Linked DNA regions of Homo sapiens: region 1 is linked to region 2. Evidence: chromatin contacts called from ENCODE Hi-C data. All regions are on one chromosome and are shown on one strand. The core of a region is the stretch at or near the end of the contact, and the rest is flanking DNA. Distances in the headings are between cores, read along the strand shown. Region 1 holds the start of RAB6C (RAB6C, member RAS oncogene family). Region 2 holds the start of LINC02572 (long intergenic non-protein coding RNA 2572).

Region 1 (4,386 bases), core at 1,292-3,791, 100 kb after region 2:
AAAACGAGGATTGCGAGTCATCAGCCTAGGTCAGTCACTTAGCTCTTTTGAAAACTAGAAGCCAGGCTCCTAGTCTTTTGGTCTCTGAAAAAGAACCAGAGACACAGAATACCTATTAGGTCACTTAAAACCTGTTTTGTTGTTGTGGTGGTTGGTGGTAGTGGTGGTGGTTTTTTCGTTTGTTTGGGTTTGTTTTTTTTTTTTTTTGAGAAAGGCTGTGAAACAATACAAAAATAACTACAGACCAAAGAAACTCAGAACAGTCATTTGGGCCCCCATTCTTGACTTCTATTTTCTTTTTCCTTTTTTTTTTTTTTTTTTTCTTGAGACAGGGTCGCACTCCACTGCTGGGGCTGGAGTGCAGTGGTGTGATCATGACTCACTGCAGCCTCCACCATCTGGGCTCCATCCATCCTCCCACCTCAGCCTTCCAAGTAGTTGGGACCGCACGTGCATGCCACCATGCCCAGCCACTTTTTAAAATTGTATATAGCGATGGGGTCTCACTACGTTGCCCAGGATGGTCTCCAACTCCAGGGCTCAAGCAATTCTCCCACCTTAGCTTCCCAAAGTGCTGGGATTACAGCATGAGCCACTGCGCTGGGATGACTTCTATTTTCTAAAAGCAACTCTACTGGGAGATTTATGCTGAGGAAAGTATGTGGTTATCAGACTCAGTGCCCATGGTGGATGACTTCTTTTTTTTTTTTCTTTGTAGAGAAGGGATCTTGCTTTGTCACCCAGGCTCGAGTGCAGTGGCATGACCACGGCTCACTGTAGCCTCGACTTCCCGGGCTCAAGTGATCCCCCCAACTCAGCTCCCCCAAGTAGCTGAGAATACAGGCATGGGCTACCACAATTGTCTAATTTTTTTTTTTTTTTGAGACAGGGTTTTGCTCTGTCGCTCAGGCTGGAGTGCAGAGGCATGATCTTGGCTCACTGTAACTTCTGCCTCCCAGATTCAAGCATCTCTCGCCTCAGCCTTGGGAGTAGCTGGGGACTACAGGTGTGTGTGGGTGAGTCTGGGTGTGTGTGGGTGAGTGCAGGTGTATCTGGGTGTAGGTGGGTGAGTATGGGTGTGTGTCTGCGTGTAGGTGGGTGAGTATGGGTGTGCAGGTGCGTGTGAGTATGTGTTTACATTGTGGTATGTGTCTGTTGGGTGCCGCCATTAGGGATTTGGAAGAGTGAGGACCATAAACTTGTAAACATTTCTACATGCCTGGTCCATAAGAAGTGTACCAAGCATGATCAAAAGTAACTAAACCAAGTAAACAAATTAGACATTAATTAAACTTAATGCTGGGCAGGAAAGAAGTATTCAAGGCCAGGTAAAATGAAGAAATATAACCAAATAAATGAAATTTTAAAATTAGTAGAATGAGACAGAAATACTTTTTAAAGTTTTTAATTTCTGATGAATATCAGTATATAAAACTAACAATTATATGGCCGTTAATTGACTAAAAACAGTACTTTAGATTTCAGCTAGTGAAACAGCCATATATGATCTTCTAATTCCATTTTTATGTCTCAAGAATGACTTGTTTAAATAATTTTTTTTGAATTGTTACATTTTCATCTTGAAAGAGCTTCACAAAACTTACATGAGAATCTGGATTGTCATAAGAGGTCTGAGTTTTTAATGGTATGTTCGTATTTCTGTTATGTACATCGATGTCAAACATTCATTTCCTGAGCTGTTCTCCAGAACACAATTTGACTTGTAATGAACACTCAATAAATGGTTGCTTGGATAATCAAATCAACACCTTAGTTTCATCAATTTTCATTTCATATAAAAGTGACTGATCTTCCATACTCACCAATGAAACAGAGAGAGATGAGGGAGGGATAGCAGTGGAGACTAAGAGGATGACAAGCAGACCTCATTTTGCAGTGGATATCCTACACTCTCCACTTCTGAATGCTTGGAAACACTTGCCATACTCAAAAAACATTGCTATTTCCTAGGCAGAAAATGGGAGTTAAAGAAAATCCATATTTCTATATTACAATAACTTACACTATAATACATGGACGACATACATTTCTAAGCTCTTCAGTTCATAGAAAATGTAGATACATTTAGGTGAGCAAGATGCAGGAGAAGGGTTAATAATCAGGCTGAGTGTGATTGTGAGATTCAGTCTAATACAAGTCTTGGGTAATTGTATCAGTTGACATTTCTGTTCAAATGCAAGGTGGGAGAGTTTTGCAGGAGCTACTGAAACTTCCTGCCTGATGTTAGGAGAGATGTTGGTCCATGTGATTAGGCCAGATGTGTTTGCTTAATTGTGGCTTAGAAAAGTTAGGTTTCTGACCTCTCACAGAGACGGGGAGATAGGGACGTTAAATTTTATAACATTTCTATTTAATATATATTTAATAATACATAATAAAGTTTTTAAAATGTCAATTTTGTCCTTTTTCTAGTTTGCATTATTTTGTTTTCACCGCACCATTGTTTTTAGTACATATGTTTTGTGTATTTAAAAAACTGTGTTGAGGCGCCCTGGCTCGCCCTGCGCCAGAGGCTCGCGCACTCAGCAGGTTGGGCTGCGGCGGCGGCGGCTGGGGAAGCCGAAGCGCCGCGCGTGAGAGATCCCGGATACATCTGCGGTTTGGGCTCCGCCACCCTCCGTCTCTCTCCCGCAGGTCTCTGAGCCGGGTGCGGAAGGAGGGAACGGCCCTAGCCTTGGGAAGCCAAAGCACACCCCTGGCTCCTGCCGACACCGCCCTCCTTCCCTTCCCAGCCGCGGGCCTCGCTCCGTGCTCGGCTACTCTGCCGGGAGGCGGCGGCGGCTGCCAGTCTGTGGCGAGCCCTGCTGCCCTCCAGCCGGGCTCCTCCAGCCGGGCTCCTCCACCGGCCCTTGCAGGGGCGCAGAGAGCTCGGCGCCCGCCCTTCCGCTCGCCTTTTTCGTCAGCCGGCTGGAGGAGCATCGGTCCGGGAGGTCTCTGGGCTGAGGCGGCGACAGCTCCTCTAGTTCCACCATGTCCGCGGGCGGAGACTTCGGGAATCCGCTGAGGAAATTCAAGCTGGTGTTCCTGGGGGAGCAAAGCGTTGCAAAGACATCTTTGATCACCAGATTCAGGTATGACAGTTTTGACAACACCTATCAGGCAATAATTGGCATTGACTTTTTATCAAAAACTATGTACTTGGAGGATGGAACAATCGGGCTTCGGCTGTGGGATACGGCGGGTCAGGAACGTCTCCGTAGCCTCATTCCCAGGTACATCCGTGATTCTGCTGCAGCTGTAGTAGTTTACGATATCACAAATGTTAACTCATTCCAGCAAACTACAAAGTGGATTGATGATGTCAGAACAGAAAGAGGAAGTGATGTTATCATCACGCTAGTAGGAAATAGAACAGATCTTGCTGACAAGAGGCAAGTGTCAGTTGAGGAGGGAGAGAGGAAAGCCAAAGGGCTGAATGTTACGTTTATTGAAACTAGGGCAAAAGCTGGATACAATGTAAAGCAGCTCTTTCGACGTGTAGCAGCAGCTTTGCCGGGAATGGAAAGCACACAGGACGGAAGCAGAGAAGACATGAGTGACATAAAACTGGAAAAGCCTCAGGAGCAAACAGTCAGCGAAGGGGGTTGTTCCTGCTACTCTCCCATGTCATCTTCAACCCTTCCTCAGAAGCCCCCTTACTCTTTCATTGACTGCAGTGTGAATATTGGCTTGAACCTTTTCCCTTCATTAATAACGTTTTGCAATTCATCATTGCTGCCTGTCTCGTGGAGGTGATCTATTAGCTTCACAAGCACAAAAAAAGTCAGCGTCTTCATTATTTATATTTTACAAAAAGCCAAATTATTTCAGCATATTCCGGTGATAACTTTAAAAATTAGATACATTTTCTTAACATTTTTTTCTTTTTTAATGTTATGATAATGTACTTCAAAATGATGGAAATCTCAACAGTATGAGTATGGCTTGGTTAACGAGCAGTATGTTCACAGCCTGCTTTATCTCTCCTTGCTCTTCTCACCTCTCCCTTACCCCGTTCCCTATTTCCGTGTTCTTACCTAGCCTCCCCCCACTTCCTCAAAACAAACAAGAGATGGCAAAGCAGCAGTCCGACCAAGCCCACTGGAATTATCCTTTAATTTTACAGATACCACTTGCTGTAGGCTGTGGACCAAGATGTCCAGAATTATTCTTGAGCACTGATGTAAATTACTTAGATCTTCTTTGAGGTCAGAATTCAGCGATCACGGTAGGCAGTGCTTGAATGAGAAAAGCCTCCTGGTGCATCTTCAAAATGAGTCCTAAAGAACATACTGAGTACTTATAAGTAGCAGAACATAAAATGTATTTCTGACTAACACAAATGGTCCTTTCACATGTGCTTTATTAGACTCTGGGAGAGAAAAG
Region 2 (4,747 bases), core at 86-2,585:
GGATATAGCTTTACACATGACCATAATTTTTCTTTGGTGTAAGCTACGACAGTAGGGTCAATCAAATGATAGACTTAATGAGTCAATGTGTTTAAGAAAGACTTCAGCAAACAAGGCCTCTTGTCTGACCGAAGATGGCTACACATCCTCCAATTTGCCCAGTGGAAAGGCTCACTCAAGGTGTCCCATCCTTGTCACCAAACTTGTGGGGGCAGAAAGGAAACCAACACCCAAAGGAACATGCCAATTCAAAAAATAGAGAATGATTAGATAATTCTATTATTTAGAAAAAACCTGAATGCATTCAGGTAGTCAGCAAGTGTCTACACAGCTATGGTAGATTTTTAGCTCTATTGTTATGGAATTAAAGCTACAGTTACTATCCCTCATTCCGTTTTTAGTAAACAGCCAGAAGCTATTCAATTTGCATCAGTAGTTACGTTGAGTTTACCCTGATGGCCTGATTTTTATAATTCTTTATCAGGCTTACCCTGATGTTCTGCTATTATCATTCGTTACCACTACCTCCTGTAACCGCCCAAAAGTGTCCCCACACACACGAGGGCATGTTCAGTTTCCCACACTCCACCTCAACAACTGGCACCAGAATCGGCCCAGTTGCTCAAGCCAAAATCTCAGGAGTCATCCTGGTTTTCTCTCTTGCCACCCTGTGGCCCCACATCCAATCCATCAGCAAAAAACAGCTGGGAGCTGGAAAGGCAAGACTCTCTTCCTGTGAGTCCTTCACACCGCCTGCACCTGTCTAAGCCACCATTCCACTCCCTTTCCCACCTACAGCCTGGTGATATCTCCCTTCTCCTCTGCCTTCCCTCTTTGCAGCTCAATCTTTCTTTCCCTAGGTTATCAATTGTATAATAAAGATTATAAAATCACTCTATCCCAATAAATATAGCTTCTATCAGTCTTAATGACTGAAGCACCGCAGAATTCTCGGTTTGGAAGGGGGTTTTGCTGCTTAAAAAGTTTCAAAATCACTGCCAGAGGGAACCAGCAGCCCTTTTGTTGATAGCAGAGCCAGCTCCTCTCGCACGTGAATAAACAACCATAAATGAGACACGGCACATTTGAGCAGTCTTTTAAAATCATTTAAGCTTTAAAAATTATTTAAGACACGTTTGTTTTAAAAAAGCAATTCAAATCAAGCATTTGCAACATACCTACGATACCTCTATGGAGACTTAGCATCTACAAGACCCAGTTTGACAACTGCCAGCGCCAGGGAATAAGTGAAGTTTCTCAGCCCAAGTCACACAAGGCCCTAGCCAACCCACCTCTGCCTGCTCCCTGGGGCTCTCCTCTACCCCAGCCCTCTCTCCCTAAAGCCAGCGAGAGGCTCCGCGATTGTCCCCCCCAAATCCTTTCCCCCTTTTCGGGAATAGCAAGCGAGTCCAAGAGATGAGGTCACGTGATGCCGTCCGACCAATCTGGTGTGAGCAGAGGCCCCCATTCTTCCGGGGAGAGGGGCGGGGGCGGGGCCGGGCCGGGAGCGGAAGGAGCAGGGGTGGACAGAACAGCCTGGGGAGGGGGCGGGGACAGGGCGAAGCAGGGAGGGGAGGGGGCGGGAACAGGGCCAGGTGGGGCGGGCGCGCGTGTGGGGGGGCGGGCGCGCGTGTCGGGGGCGGGCGCGCGTGTGGGGGGGCGGGCGCGCGTGTCGGGGGGCGGGCGCGGGGGCGGGCACAGCAGGCGCAGGGTCTTTCCCACATGCTGGGCTGCAGAGTGAGGAAAACCCATCCCGGAGGAAGCTGGCGGTTAGGCTGGCTGAAGGCATTCTGCATGATGAACACAACAGTTCTCAAAAAAGTAATGATGTCATACCAGAGCAGCAGGAGGGGGTGGTCTGTGACCATGTATGCTTGATAAATTCTGGATTTAAGCAAAGTAGGCCGGCTTCTTTGTCAATAGACGTATTGGGTTATTCCCGGGGGGGCTGCAGCCGGAGCACCTCCCACTCCTTCGCAGGGGTTATTTCTGAAGACCCCCTCTTGGAGGAGCTCTGCTAGGGCCCTGCGTGCACCTGCTGCCCTGGCATCCTGGCCAGCAGCTCCGCCAGGCTCTAGTGTGTATGGCCTGGGCTACCTCCCGGTACTGTCGCCGCAGGCCTTGGGACCCGTTCCCGCCGCGAGGCTCCCGAGGTAGCCCCGGCCTCCGGTTCTTCTCAGATAGCCCCGTCGTCCAGCCCCAGAAGCGGGCACTAATGCCTTCCCTGAACGCTGAAAGTTGTTGAATGGATATGGACAATGATTAGAATCATGTAGAAAACATTAAGTGATGGTCAGTATGTTCTGTTTGGGAAATACTGAAATGTGCAACACAAGCTAGAAATAACAACATGCAGAACAGCACAACTTTGTAAGACCCGCGCTGAAGGAGGCAGCATTTGTGTGAGAGCGCCCGGCGCTGCCCAGAAGAGCTGGAACGCCCAAGGAAGGCCGCTGCTCAGCGCAGGACCCCTGGGCTCCCGGAAACGGGATAGCGTTGCTTATCTTTAAGGTAGGCTTGGGAAATACCTTGTTTCTCCGTAGTTTTGTGGGTGTATATACAGATACTCCTTGACTTACCATGGGGGTTACATCCCAGTAAACCCATCGTAAGTTGAAAATACCATAGTCAAAGATGCATTTAATACACTTGACCTACCAAACATCATAGCTTAGTGTAGCCTGCTTTTAACGTGCTCAGAGTTAGGCAAAATCCTACTTTATAGTTAAGTGTTGAATATCTCATGTCATTTATTGAATACTGTACTGAGAGTGAAAAAGAGAATGGTTGTGTGGGTACTCAAAGTAGAGTTTATATTGAGTGTGTATCACTATCACACCAGTAAGAAGTCAAAACATCATACGTCGAACCATCCTAAATTGGAAATTTGTGTGTGTGTCTGTGTGTGTGTGTGTGTGTGTGTGTGTGTGGTTTTTAACCGATAGGCAAGAGACACTTCCTAATGGCCTGTTTAATGACTCCAAATTACCTTGCGTCTCTTCATTGAGAAGGTGATTTAGTTTTCCCTAGGTGGTGAGGCACTATTTAAAAATTAATTTAAGCAACAACTCCAATAAACATGGGTTCATCTTTCAGTCTCTTATTAATCATATTCCAGAAAGAATTGAAGTTCTCTACCTGAGGCGTTTTGAAATTTTTTTCAATGTGGTTTTATGATAGTTATTTGAAATTACTTGACAGAGAGAAGACCATTTGTTATAGTTTGTGTACCAAGAGAAGTTCCAAGTGTGCCCCTGTTAAATTCCTTGAAAAGTTTTCACCTCTTGGGACAGACACTTAAAAGAAACTGAATTGGGCCCTGGTCAATAATCAATTTAAAAAGCTCTAGTAACTGAGAAAGTAAAATTCCATTTGCTCGTATGCCTGTCTTGCAAAGATCTATCAAAACTCCATGTTCTATTGCCTTTCTTTGGAATGAGAGCTGGAGCAGCTGACAGGGAAATCAATTGGTCCCCACCCTATTAATGCTTAATTAACATCGAGCTTGCTAGCATGTGAGCGCTCCCATAGGAAGGAGGCCTTGTATCAAGAGGAGGGAGCTGTGAGCACTGGCTGCTGGGGGGCTTTTGCAAGCGGCCCCCATGGATGGAGCCCAAAGGTGGAACACAGTTGCCAGTACTTTCTGGCTGACCGTGACCCCTGCAGTGTCAGGATGAGCCATATCACACCACCAGTGTCACACCAGAAGGGCACGAGGCAGCAATTCATGTGTGGTTGCACCTGCCCACCTCCCCGAGGTGGTCAAGGAAGGGGCAACATCAGAGGACCACCACTGTGAAGCCTCTGAGAAGCCATTTTTACTTCCTGCCACTGCAAAGCTCAGAATTGTGAGAGAGCCAGAAAAACTGCTGTCACCGCACACCCCATCAGAAGTGACCATAAGGGTGTTGTCTCTGCTCCAGGACAGGAGGCCCCCACGATGTGGTTGCAATAAGTGGGTGGTCCCTATGGTTGATGGTCCCTAAGTGGTGAGGTACTATTTAAAAATTAGTTAAAGCGATAACTCCAATTAAAGTGGATTCATTTTCAGCCTCTTATTATATTCTTATTGAATACAATTTATTATTTCAATGTGATTCAATATTTCAACAATGGTAGTGTCTCACCAACCACAACATGGTTGAGCCCCTTCTGGAGGGACCTTAAGGGTGTTACCATAACCAGTGTCCCATTCCAGCTGATTGGGCCCCATCCTCAGTCCCTGCTCAAGGAGGCAACACGGCTATTTGTTGCCCAGGAGAAGCAGCTTTGTGCACCTGAGTGGGCATTATCCCCAAAAGTGGCCCATAAAGTCAGCGCCCCTGACCCCCGGCCCCGTGATGGTGAGCTCCTAAGGGCGTGAGACTCTCATGCCACTGGAGGGCTTGAACAGAGGCTTAGCTGAGTGGGCCTTTTCTGTGGCAACAAAGGGCCAGAGAAGGGCCATCAGGCTTGGAGAGGGCTTGCTTACATTAGACAGCTGAGATGAGACCAAAGGAAGTGGGGGGTGCACACAGCCCTGACACTGTGGGCCTTTGCCTGCATGCAGTCTCTGCCCTGCATGGGACAGCAGCTTCCTCCACCTACAATTCCTGCAAGTCTCCCATTCTCATGGGGTGCTTCCTTTGGCTTTTTGCTTTTAGGTTTGTTTTGTTTTGTTTTGTTTTAATTTTAAGAAAAACCTGTTCAGAGCATGGGTTAATTTGCTAAAGCAATCAGGATGATTCCTTCTGAGATTCAGGGTAGA

The links. A loop is a pair of places that touch in the nucleus more often than their neighbours do. Pooled maps may share reads with other maps.
Region 1: a pooled map shows a loop between it and region 2 (2.7-fold over the local background). The contact joins the promoter of RAB6C here to the promoter of LINC02572 in region 2. A Hi-C loop is called at or near these places in 1 of 50 pooled maps.

The regions. Positions count from the first base shown.
Region 1 is chr2:129,977,125-129,981,510 of GRCh38, forward strand. It overlaps RAB6C (RAB6C, member RAS oncogene family), which reads left to right and starts at 2,542. Exons shown (of 1, transcript NM_032144.3): 1 at 2,542-4,386. The coding sequence starts at 2,992. The coding sequence ends at 3,756. RAB6C-AS1 (RAB6C antisense RNA 1) reads right to left here and starts at 3,348. Exons shown (of 6, transcript NR_036537.1): 1 at 3,160-3,348; 2 at 2,913-3,045; 3 at 1,824-1,967; 4 at 1-84.
Region 2 is chr2:129,876,156-129,880,902 of GRCh38, forward strand. It overlaps LINC02572 (long intergenic non-protein coding RNA 2572), which reads right to left and starts at 1,336. Exons shown (of 6, transcript NR_149127.1): 1 at 1,293-1,336. It overlaps LOC105373616 (a long non-coding RNA gene), which reads left to right and starts at 1,724. Exons shown (of 3, transcript XR_923328.3): 1 at 1,724-2,511. RefSeq lists enhancers at 1,281-1,575, 1,596-2,152, 2,153-2,708, 4,586-4,747.